Linked DNA regions of Mus musculus: all the other regions are linked to region 3. The links are chromatin contacts, found by Hi-C or POLR2A ChIA-PET in ENCODE. All regions are on one chromosome and are shown on one strand. The core of a region is the stretch at or near the end of the contact, and the rest is flanking DNA. Distances in the headings are between cores, read along the strand shown. Region 1 holds the start of Slf2 (SMC5-SMC6 complex localization factor 2). Region 2 holds the start of 1700039E22Rik (RIKEN cDNA 1700039E22 gene). Region 3 has its middle 45 kb from the start of Slf2.

Region 1 (3,066 bases), core at 462-2,961, 45 kb after region 3:
AGCAACAGAAGCAATTCAATCTCAGTACAATAAATTTGGAAGACCTGTTCAATTTTTTTGTGTGTGTCATTTAGGAATTTGCTCCAGCCAAGTGAGGGAACATTCCTCTCAGTTAGAGCCTGGACATTTTTGAGATTGATAGGATTTGTTTTCTTTTCTTTTTTTTTTTTTTTAGTTCCTTTGAGACAGGATCTTGCTACATAGTCAAGGCTGGACTCAATGTCTATTTCTTTCTCTCTTTAAAAAGATATCTTTTATTGCATTCATTTCGTGTGTGTATACGCTGACAGACGTCATAGGATAGCTCACCGCACTGAATCAGTTCTCTCCTTCTGCCATGTGGTCCTGGGTCATGAAAGCAAGTTCCTTTATACCATGAACTATCAGCACAGCCGCGGCCTTCTCTCTTGACCCTCCACCTCCGTCTCCCAAGTACTAGGATTACAATAGGATTACAAGCCTTCCCTAAAAAAAAAAAAAAAACTGGCCGGGTACTGCAGGAAATCTGAAGCCCAAAGGAAAGAGAATCTTGTATTTGTACCAATTACACGAGAGAATCTAAACCTGTTTACATTGCTGGGTTTTATTACTTAAAATTACCCAGAGAAGATGGGCAGTGGTGGCCCACGCCTTTAATCCCAGCATTTGGGAGGCAGAGACCGGCCATTTTTCTGAGTTCAAGGCCAGCCTGGTCTACAGTCAGTTCCAGGACAGCCAGGGCTATACAGAGAAACCCTGTGTGTGTGGGGGGGGGGGGGGGAAGTGGGGGGGACAAGGGAAATTACCCAGAGAAGTGAGTAACTATACCCATTCTATACACATGGGAAGTGAAGTTTTAAATTACTCTGACCAGTTCCTCGGTCTGCAAAAAAACCCAGCTGGAGAGATAGCTCAGTGGTTAAGAGTACTAGTTGCTACTTCCAGAGGTCCTGAGTTCAATTCCACCAACCCTAAGGTGGCTCACAACCTCATGCTCTATTGTCATTCAGGCATACATGCAAATTGAGCACCATATACATAAATAAAAACTTAAAGAAATCCAACCTAACAGCCTCTTCAAAGCACAAGTCCTTTACTGATAAGGAAAAGAAGTCTATGTGCTGCGACTTCATGGGGAAACCCATTAGAGACAAAACGCTTTGACAGAATAAAAATGTCTAATTCAATGACTGAGTGCTCCCCCGCCCCCTCCCTTACAAAACAAAACAAAACAAAACAAAAAAACGGAACAACTATATCACAGTATAGAAGATCCCTCACAGAACGGTCAAATCACATTATAAGAGAAGGAACAGAAAGGAAATGGTGACAGCATTTTGGCCTAAGATGCCAAAGTGACTATGAAATATTAGGGCAGCTGTAGCACAATCGTCACAAATGTTGGCCATCTTCACTACAGACAGCTGCAGGCTCGGTTTTACTTCTGCAAATCTCACCCCTAGCCCTCGATCAGGCGGCTGTCGCCAGCTGTCGTAACACCCGCCACTGCCTCTTCTTTCCCACTCCCACGCACCGGCCAAGGCCGCCGCGGCCCCGACGAGGAGGCGCGCGCCCCAGGCGCACGTGACGGGCCCGGGGAGGGCAGTTTTCAATCTCCCCTCCCCCTTCCAAAAAACCCGCCCTCTCCCGGCAGGCGGAGGCTTTCTATTGCGCTACCACCAGAGTGACCCTCAGGTCAGCCAATCGCGACGCGGCACCTCAAGAAAGGCCCGCCCCCTGATGGTCCTCAGGTTCCTTCCCGCTCACACCGGAGTCACTTCCGAAGAGAGAACCGCCATGAAGAGAGTAGGGGGTGCCGCCCACCTCTGCACCGACAGCCTCCCCGAGTCCCAGCAGCAAGACGGCAACCACGCACCCAGCTTCTCCAGCCACAGCTCATGCCGCCGTCGCCAGCGGCGCCGACATGACAAGGCGCTGCATGCCCGCTAGGCCAGGTTTCCCCTCATCCCCAGCCCCGGGGTCGTCGCCCCCGCGCTGCCATCTGAGACCCGGTAGTACCGCCCCTGCTGCAGCGGGAAAAAGAACAGAGAGTCCTGGGGACAGGTACAGTGCAGAGGGCTTGAGAAGGGGCCGGGTCGCGGGGGCACGGGTATAGGGGAGGACTACGGACGGCTGCTCTTCAGTTCCCGCCATCCTCAGCGAGCTCAGGCCTTGATGTTCTGGGGCCTGCAAGCCCTCGCCCCGCCTCCGCGCGGGGGCTTCTGGGAGTTGAAGTCTCCTTTTCTGTAGTTGAGGTGTTGCTTTTGGTCTAGTGACCACCAGCCTAGATGGCTGCGGAGAGCCCGCTTTAGGTAGAAGGTTGTTTTTCTCCTTTTCGAGCGCTTGCCCTGGGGCCCTCCCTTCTCGAAGCCTCTATTTAGATCGTTCTGATCCTGGTGGTTTCTTGAGTTTAATTATGTAAGATGTGATAAGGAAAACCCACGAATTACTTAATAGTACAGTGTACACGACCATTCATACTAAAAACATTTTTGGAATGCGCCTGTTTTCTCTTTGAGTGACTTTCTCCCTCACCAACAGACCTTTCTTTTTCTATTTCCTTTTTCTTCCTTTCTTTTTTTATATGGTAAGGATTTTCTGGGAGCTATGTAATGATGGAGAATTTCATCATATGACATCCTCTGACAATAAAACATTCAAATTATCTACGAACTTGGTACTGTCTTTTTTTTTTTTTTTTTAAGAATTGGTAACAGACGTTTTAAGTTTATGCTTTAATATTGTAGCACAGATTCACAATCCTTTATCTTAATTCTGAAGGACAGAAGGCTGTGAAAAACAACTATTTTCATTGCTTCCTACCACAGCCGCCTTGGCAGCCAAGCCAGGTTGATCAGAGCTAATATAAGGTTTGTGGGTGGTACTGAGTGTGAGTGTTGATAAGCTTTGCTGGAGAAATAGTAATATTTTGGCTACAGGTTGCAGCGCCAGATCCTGCTGGGGGCTGCACATAATACATTCAAGTTATTTCCCCTCCAAAATCCAATAAATTGAGAATTCTAACACGTTTGGTTCCAGCACTTTCAGATTAAAGGCTTGTAAAACTGTCATAATTTTTTTTAACCA
Region 2 (3,179 bases), core at 45-2,544, 51 kb before region 3:
CTCTACTTAACCCGCGGTTAGGGATCACTGTAAACAGTCTGGGGTCATCACACAGGAGAAAGGGCCAGGGGGGAAACCCATAGGCCTGGCCTTTCTCCTCCTGGAGGGAGGGAGGTAGCTCCCGAAGGCTCCCAACCCACTGTGCCCTCCACTGCTCACTGCTCCTGAGCCTGCGAGCAGTCCAGTGGATTCCCGCAGTTCACTTCCCCAGTTACGTGGCCCTTGTACTGAACCTCAGGAGGGAAAAGTGGGAGGGGTTATTTCCCAGGAGGGCACCACCACTACCACCTGCCTAGCTTTGGCACAGCTCTGAGATGCCATTCTTAGGGCTTTCTGGGACAAAGTGTCCCAGGGGCCTTCCTGCTCCACCTTCCCCCTCTCTCATGCTGTAGAATCCCTAAAGCCAGTGTCCACTGTAAAAGCTCTCAGCTCCCAATTTACTTAAGTGGGAGCAGCCAGACCAAGACCAAACCCTTCCTGGGCAGCGATCTCTTGCAGGAGAGCCCAGGCACAAACCCGCCCACAGATTCCCTCCATGCCTAGGTGTGCAGGGATCTGGCTGCTACTTGTCTATGGTGGCTGTCCCCATGCAGAGCTCGGAGTGTGTGGATTACCTGGCCTCTGGCCTGCTCCCAGGGGCCCTATCCCTGCTTGAAACACCCAAGACTGGGACTAGTGAGGACAGGACAGAAGAGGCCAACTGGACACGTTGAACGCCTCTAATTCCAGTTCCCCGCCCTCCCACAGGGAGCGAGTTCTCAGGCAACCCATACAGCCATCCCCAGTACACCGCCTACAATGAGGCTTGGAGATTCAGCAACCCCGCCTTACTAAGTGAGTACGCCACCTGGCAGGCCGGCGGCTCCCAAGGTCGCCTACCCGCTCGCCAGCTCGGGCGCGCAGGCTGCTTCGGGATACGGATCCCACTCAGGACCACCCCAATTCTGGGTACCCGGATGGGCCAGGGAGACAGGCCCATTAGAGCAGCGCCGGGTCCTGGGGATACCACCAGGACGCCTGCGCCTCCAGCCTCTTCCCTCCCCTACCTCTTGATCACTGGAGGGCTCTTAGCCAACAGTGGCCGTCGGACCCCTTGGGGGATCCGCAGCCGGGTGTCACCTGTCCTGTCCCTCTCCCGCCCTGTGGATGCAGCACTACTCCTGGGCATCTGGCCTCGGGGCCGAGCCACAGTCCTCCAGGCCTGATCCCGCTGGACCCGGGGAGGGCTTTTCTTTGCTTTTCTTTCCTTTTTTGTTCTCCTGTTTGTCCTCTCACCCAGCCCATTCTTCTCCTGTGTTAACTTCCAGGTTCCCCTTATTATTATAGTGCCGCCCCCCGGGGCTCCGCCCCTGCCGCTGCTGCCGCTGCCTATGACCGCCACTAGTTACCGCGGGGACCACATCAAGCTTCAGGCAGACAGCTTCGGCCTCCACATCGTCCCCGTCTGACCGCCCACCCCAGAGGGAGGGAGGACCGAAGCGACGCGCTGCCTCTCGGCCACCGTCCCTGTCCCACCCCCACCTCGAGACATCCTCCCCCAAGCCCCGCAGCCCTTCTCATCACCCTGTCGATGGCCAGACAGGACAGGTGGAGCCGCGGGTGGGACCCTCAGGCCCCAGCCCCGCCCGTCGCCCCTCCCCGCCTGCCTGGACCGCGGCGCCGTCCGGAAGCCCGCCCGCCTCTGGCCCGCGCGCCGTTTCTGTGACACACAATCAGCGTGGCCCACCCAGGGGCAGCCCACTTCGGACGCCCGGGAGTCGGGAGGCTTCGCTGGAGAAGCTGAGCAAGGGAAGCTAAGGAAAGGACTTTGTGCTGAAGGAGGAGCCGCCGGGGAGACCCTAGGGGGGAAATCCTGCCCCATCCCCCCTGTGCCTGCCAAGCTGACCCCGCCTTCTGTCTGCGCCCCGCCCCAGACGGTGGCACTGGGACGCAAGGGTCGGACTCGAGGGACAGCGTTTGGGGCGACAGCGTTTTCCAAGGCTGGTACCCAAGGCGAGCAGACGCCAACTGAGCTCATCCACCTGAACTGCCTAGTTCCCTTGGGCCTGCGATCTCCTTCTGCAGTGACTCTCCTCTCGGCCCCGCCTTGCCCTTACGTCAGCGCCTCTTCCACCTGCTGGCCTCTCACTTTTCCCTCCTGTGCTTCCTCGGCTCATCCCACGACACCTTGTGTTTGGTCCCAAGCACGCAGCCACGTCGGGGCCACCGCGGGAACCGTGTCCTCAGGCTGCGGCTGCGAGCATTGATCTTTTCCCATCAGTAATGCGCTGCCCACCCCCACCCTCCCATCCCAAACTCCCAACCTGCGGGCGCAAAAAGCCTGGAAGGAACTGACGACCGAGCCGCCCCAGATGAAAATCCGGGTCTCCCCGCCCCATTCCCCCCAAGCACCCCCTCCCCAGCCTTCCCTTGGGCAGGAGCTGAACAGAGCCTCAAAAAAAAAAAAAAGTCTACACTTATTTAATATGATGATGGTCTTTGCAAAAATGAACAAACAAAAACCCAACAGGCTGCTTTATAGAAAGACGGTGTGTGCTGTCGAGGCGAACCTCTCTCTGTACATAGCCCCTCCCTCTCTGCCCCGCCCCTCCGGGTACCATAGAGTCCCTGTCCTCCCGCCCCCCCCCCGCCCCCCTGCCTGTAGATACACCCTTCTGTCCGTGCTGTGAGAGTCGCCGCTCGCTGGGGGGAGGGAGGGGGGACACAGCTACATGCCCACTAAAGCACAGCACGTCCTGGGGGAGGGGGGCATTTTTTTACGTTACAAAAAAAAATTATGAAAGAAATCTCTATGCAAAATGACGAACATGGTCCCGTGGACACCTCTCGCCTGTTTTGTTGACTGTTTCTCTGTAATTCCGTGTTCATCGCCCTGCATCTCTCCCACTTCATCTCCCTTTTCTCTGCTACTCTCGACCCCTCTGTGTCTCTTTCTCTTCTTCACTTGTCTCTGTCTCGGTCCGTTCTGCCCCAGGCCTCCAAGGCTACATCTAAGATGGCAGAACCAACCTCGGGGCTTGGCCCCTTGTGGCCATGCCCCACGTGCCCGACCAGGCCACCCTGCCCCACCCCACCCTGTAGTTGCTCTCTCGGTAGCGGCGATGCTCCCTGCATGTCTCCTCAACCGTGGATCGTGACGACCCGAAATAACAGAAACAAAGTAAATAAAAGTGAAAAAA
Region 3 (3,198 bases), core at 362-2,861:
TGGTCCAGGGAACCCACCAGACCTCAGATCAGTTCTGAGGTAGGAACATAAGGGTTTTCCAGTCCAGGCTTAAGAAGGAAGCAGTAGCCTCCACCTTGACCTTAGGTAGGTAGGGGTCTCAAATATACTGAACATCTGCTGGAAGTCTCACCTCACTTCACCCAGACCCAGGAATATAGTACAGAGCCCCAGGCTTGGATCCCCAGCCCAGAATCCAGGCAGCTGTGGAAGGCCTGGTCCTCACGTTCTAGACAACACACCTGAGTTTGAGGATGAAGAAACTTCGGCCAGGCTCCTCAGCAATACCTCCTGAAGCAGAAGTTTGGAATAAACATGGGCAGTTGGTCCCAGAAAGTCCTTAGTAAGCTGGGGAAACAAGAAAGGAACATGGAGGGAGACTCAAACAGTCCCCGGGGAGGTCTGGGGTGGGCTTGGAGGTTGGGGTGGGTGGTCTCAGGTCCCTCCTGAGTGCCATGCCTGATTCCACTTTGAGGGACCAGATGGGGAGATGGCTATTTCTCTTTGTACCCTGCTATATGAAATATGTGGTGGACATTGTGCAAAGCCTCTGACTGTGTGTGCTGTAGGATATGGACCTGGGCAATCTTGTATAAAAGTGCACGTGTGTGCATGCACATCTGAGTGACTGTTAGTGTGTAGAAGAGAGGTTTGAGTGTTTGGAATGAAACATGAAGTCAATTTGCACGCTAGTGTGTGTCTCTTCTGGGGGTGCTGCTCTGGGAGGATCGGGGCCACGTGTTTAAGCAGAAGGTATCTGTGTTTGAAGGTGAATACGTGTGCTGTCAGCTGTCAGTCGTCCATACGTTGGAGTGTGTCAGAGATGGGGAGGGCAGAGGACCGACCGCCCTCCCCAGGGTCTTCCAAGCTCCTGGCTCGACTTGTGCCAGGCCATTTGGGGAGCGCCCGTGCTTTATGGTGCGCGGGTGAAAAATGGAAATGCTAATAAGTAAGTCGTTAAGTTGTCTTGCAAAAATGTTAGATGATAAATTGGGTAATGTTATTGTTGAAATGAAATATGTAAAATAAATGAGTTATTTATTTCTAATAAATATTTTGTTTACGATATATTTGTAGGGATGTTAATTATTTTCCCCCTCAATCGGGGCAACTTATAAATTCTAATAAAGTGCAGGCTGTGAGAACATCGAGGGTAGTGTTGGCTCCTCCAGGCCGGGCTGCTCCTTTGATGGATGTCATCAGGAGTCTCCGATGTCCCCAGCTCCACAAAAACATAAGAGGAAACCAAAAAAGGAAGCCAGACTAGGTAAAGAACTCCTGTGAACCAGCACTTGGTGGCTGAGGCAGGAGAATAGTGAGTTTTTAAAAGACTGTCTATGCTACATAACAAAACTTACTTTGTCTCAAAAAAAAAAAAACCAAAAAAAAAAACAAACAAAAAAAAAAAACAAAAAAAAACGAAGGCGAAGTGGGTGAAAGAACAAGAGAAAAGGAGAGAGAGAAGCAAGCCAGGGAAGAAGATACACAGAGAGGGTCATGATGAGCCGATTAAATATCCCTAGGCTAGGTCCTGCTCCTTAGCTAGCTAGCTGATTGGACTCCTGGCTGTTCCGTTAGCATGGGAACAAGAGTCCTGCAAACAGCCATAAATAGCAACAGAAATCAAAAGGTAATCCATGTCACCTACATCTGTCAACAGCACTGAGCACTCACAGTAGACTGGGTGCCCTCAGTGACCCCCACTCTTCCCTGTCCCTGTTGGGGATGCCCAGAGAGGCAGACACTCCATCTGCCACTGTTTTTAGATTCCCCACCCTCTTCCCAATTAAACTTTCTCTTGTCTTCCTTCAAGGAAACCTACCCTCCCTCCCCTTGGTCCCACCTCTCTCCGCCAGCCCTTTTCTTTCCACCCCTTCCCCCAATGCAGGGCTGTCTAGGACCAAGGGTGTCAGTGGCTTTTTCAGAGGTAATCCTTGCTGAGCCCCTTGGAGAGCAATCTGACCAGAAAGCAAGCAAGGCCCGGGCCTGGCCCCTAAGGCTGGCCCTTGGGGTTGAGGGTGGGGGTGCACATTCTCCTTCAGAACAAGCTGGTCCCTGCAGGCATTATCTCCCTGTGCGTAATAAAACTGCTGAGGCAGGACCACCTGGTGGGCAGGGACAGGCAGCACAGGGACCTGCTGGAAGACTGTTCTGTCCCTGCCCTGGGGGCAGCCAGCTTTCCCTCCAGTCTGCTCACCCAGCTCCTGGGGCTCTACAGTAGGTTCCCACGATGAGCCTCCAGGCTGACCAGATAAAGGACTCAACCACCTCCACCTCGAATGCATTCCTCAAGATGTTCCCGAGCGAGCGAGCGAGCGAGCCTTCTTTAAAGTAGGGCTGAGGATTCATGCTTCCCCCAGACTGGAGTCCCTAATGTCTGTCAGAAAGGGAGACCTGTAGCTCTCTGTCCACCTACCTCTGCCCACCCTGCCCCCCATAAGCCTCTGCACCTGCTCTAAAAACAGTATCCCTGTCCATAGGCATAGCCTGTGTACATGTATGCACACATGCAAATGTGTGTTCCAGAGGCCAGATTTATGGGAAGGTAGAGAGACCTGTGACCTTGACTAAGATGAGGGGAAATAACATCAGTCAACAGACACGGGTCACACGCACGGCCACATTCACAACTTCCACAGAGACACAAGAGACACGCTTGTACACAACACAGCCTTGTGAGTACCGGGGAGTACTGGTGTTGTACGAATCCAGCCACAATGCCCCAGTCAGGTGTACCCAAAGTCCTTGTGGATGAACTCGAATCAGGTCCAGGAGTTGAAAAGAAGGCATGACCAAACAAAAAGGATATATGAAATCATTGCCAATCCACGGAGGTAGAGGTAGGGGGTGTTGACACTGGGAGAGGGCGCCCCCTGCTGGACAGAACAGCCATGCACGCTCCCCATGCCAACCTTTCTCCCTTACTTCAACCCACTGAAAACATCTGAACACCCAGCATACAAGTCTACCACACAATGGTCGAGGTCCAAGCAGACTACTATAGCTCTAGGTTCTTTTCAAAACATGCAAAATGTTTGACCATCATTTGTTTAAACTGTATAAATAATCTACTGGGTTTTAATAGGATTTTTTTCTATGAATCAGCAACAAAGCATGAAATGTGGTATTTTCACCATGAATAGCTGGGAAATTAGTCACCTCTGTCCATGATGCTCCATG

The links. A loop is a pair of places that touch in the nucleus more often than their neighbours do. ChIA-PET counts read pairs that join two places held with the same protein, here RNA polymerase II (POLR2A).
Region 1: POLR2A ChIA-PET joins it to region 3 with 19 read pairs in Patski. The contact joins the promoter of Slf2 here to the enhancer-like site in region 3. A Hi-C loop is called at or near these places in 1 of 37 maps with a recorded cell type or tissue (Patski). POLR2A ChIA-PET finds 5 or more read pairs at or near these places in 3 of 5 experiments (Patski and embryonic stem cell).
Region 2: POLR2A ChIA-PET joins it to region 3 with 19 read pairs in Patski. The contact joins the promoter of 1700039E22Rik here to the enhancer-like site in region 3. A Hi-C loop is called at or near these places in 1 of 37 maps with a recorded cell type or tissue (left cerebral cortex). POLR2A ChIA-PET finds 5 or more read pairs at or near these places in 1 of 5 experiments (Patski).

The regions. Positions count from the first base shown.
Region 1 is chr19:44,929,408-44,932,473 of GRCm38, forward strand. Slf2 (SMC5-SMC6 complex localization factor 2) reads left to right here and starts at 1,712. Exons shown (of 20, transcript NM_001081225.2): 1 at 1,712-2,043. The coding sequence starts at 1,904.
Region 2 is chr19:44,834,644-44,837,822 of GRCm38, forward strand. It overlaps 1700039E22Rik (RIKEN cDNA 1700039E22 gene), which reads right to left and starts at 1,295. Exons shown (of 3, transcript NR_045315.1): 1 at 848-1,295. Pax2 (paired box 2) reads left to right here. Exons shown (of 10, transcript NM_001368747.1): 9 at 748-834; 10 at 1,327-3,179. The coding sequence ends at 1,448.
Region 3 is chr19:44,884,985-44,888,182 of GRCm38, forward strand. No RefSeq gene overlaps it. Among named protein-coding and RNA genes, the nearest start is that of Slf2, 45 kb to the right of the region's middle. Within about 2 kb of position 1,612, at least 1 of the 3 ENCODE cell types and tissues checked has a DNase peak (open chromatin) inside an H3K27ac peak, as active enhancers do.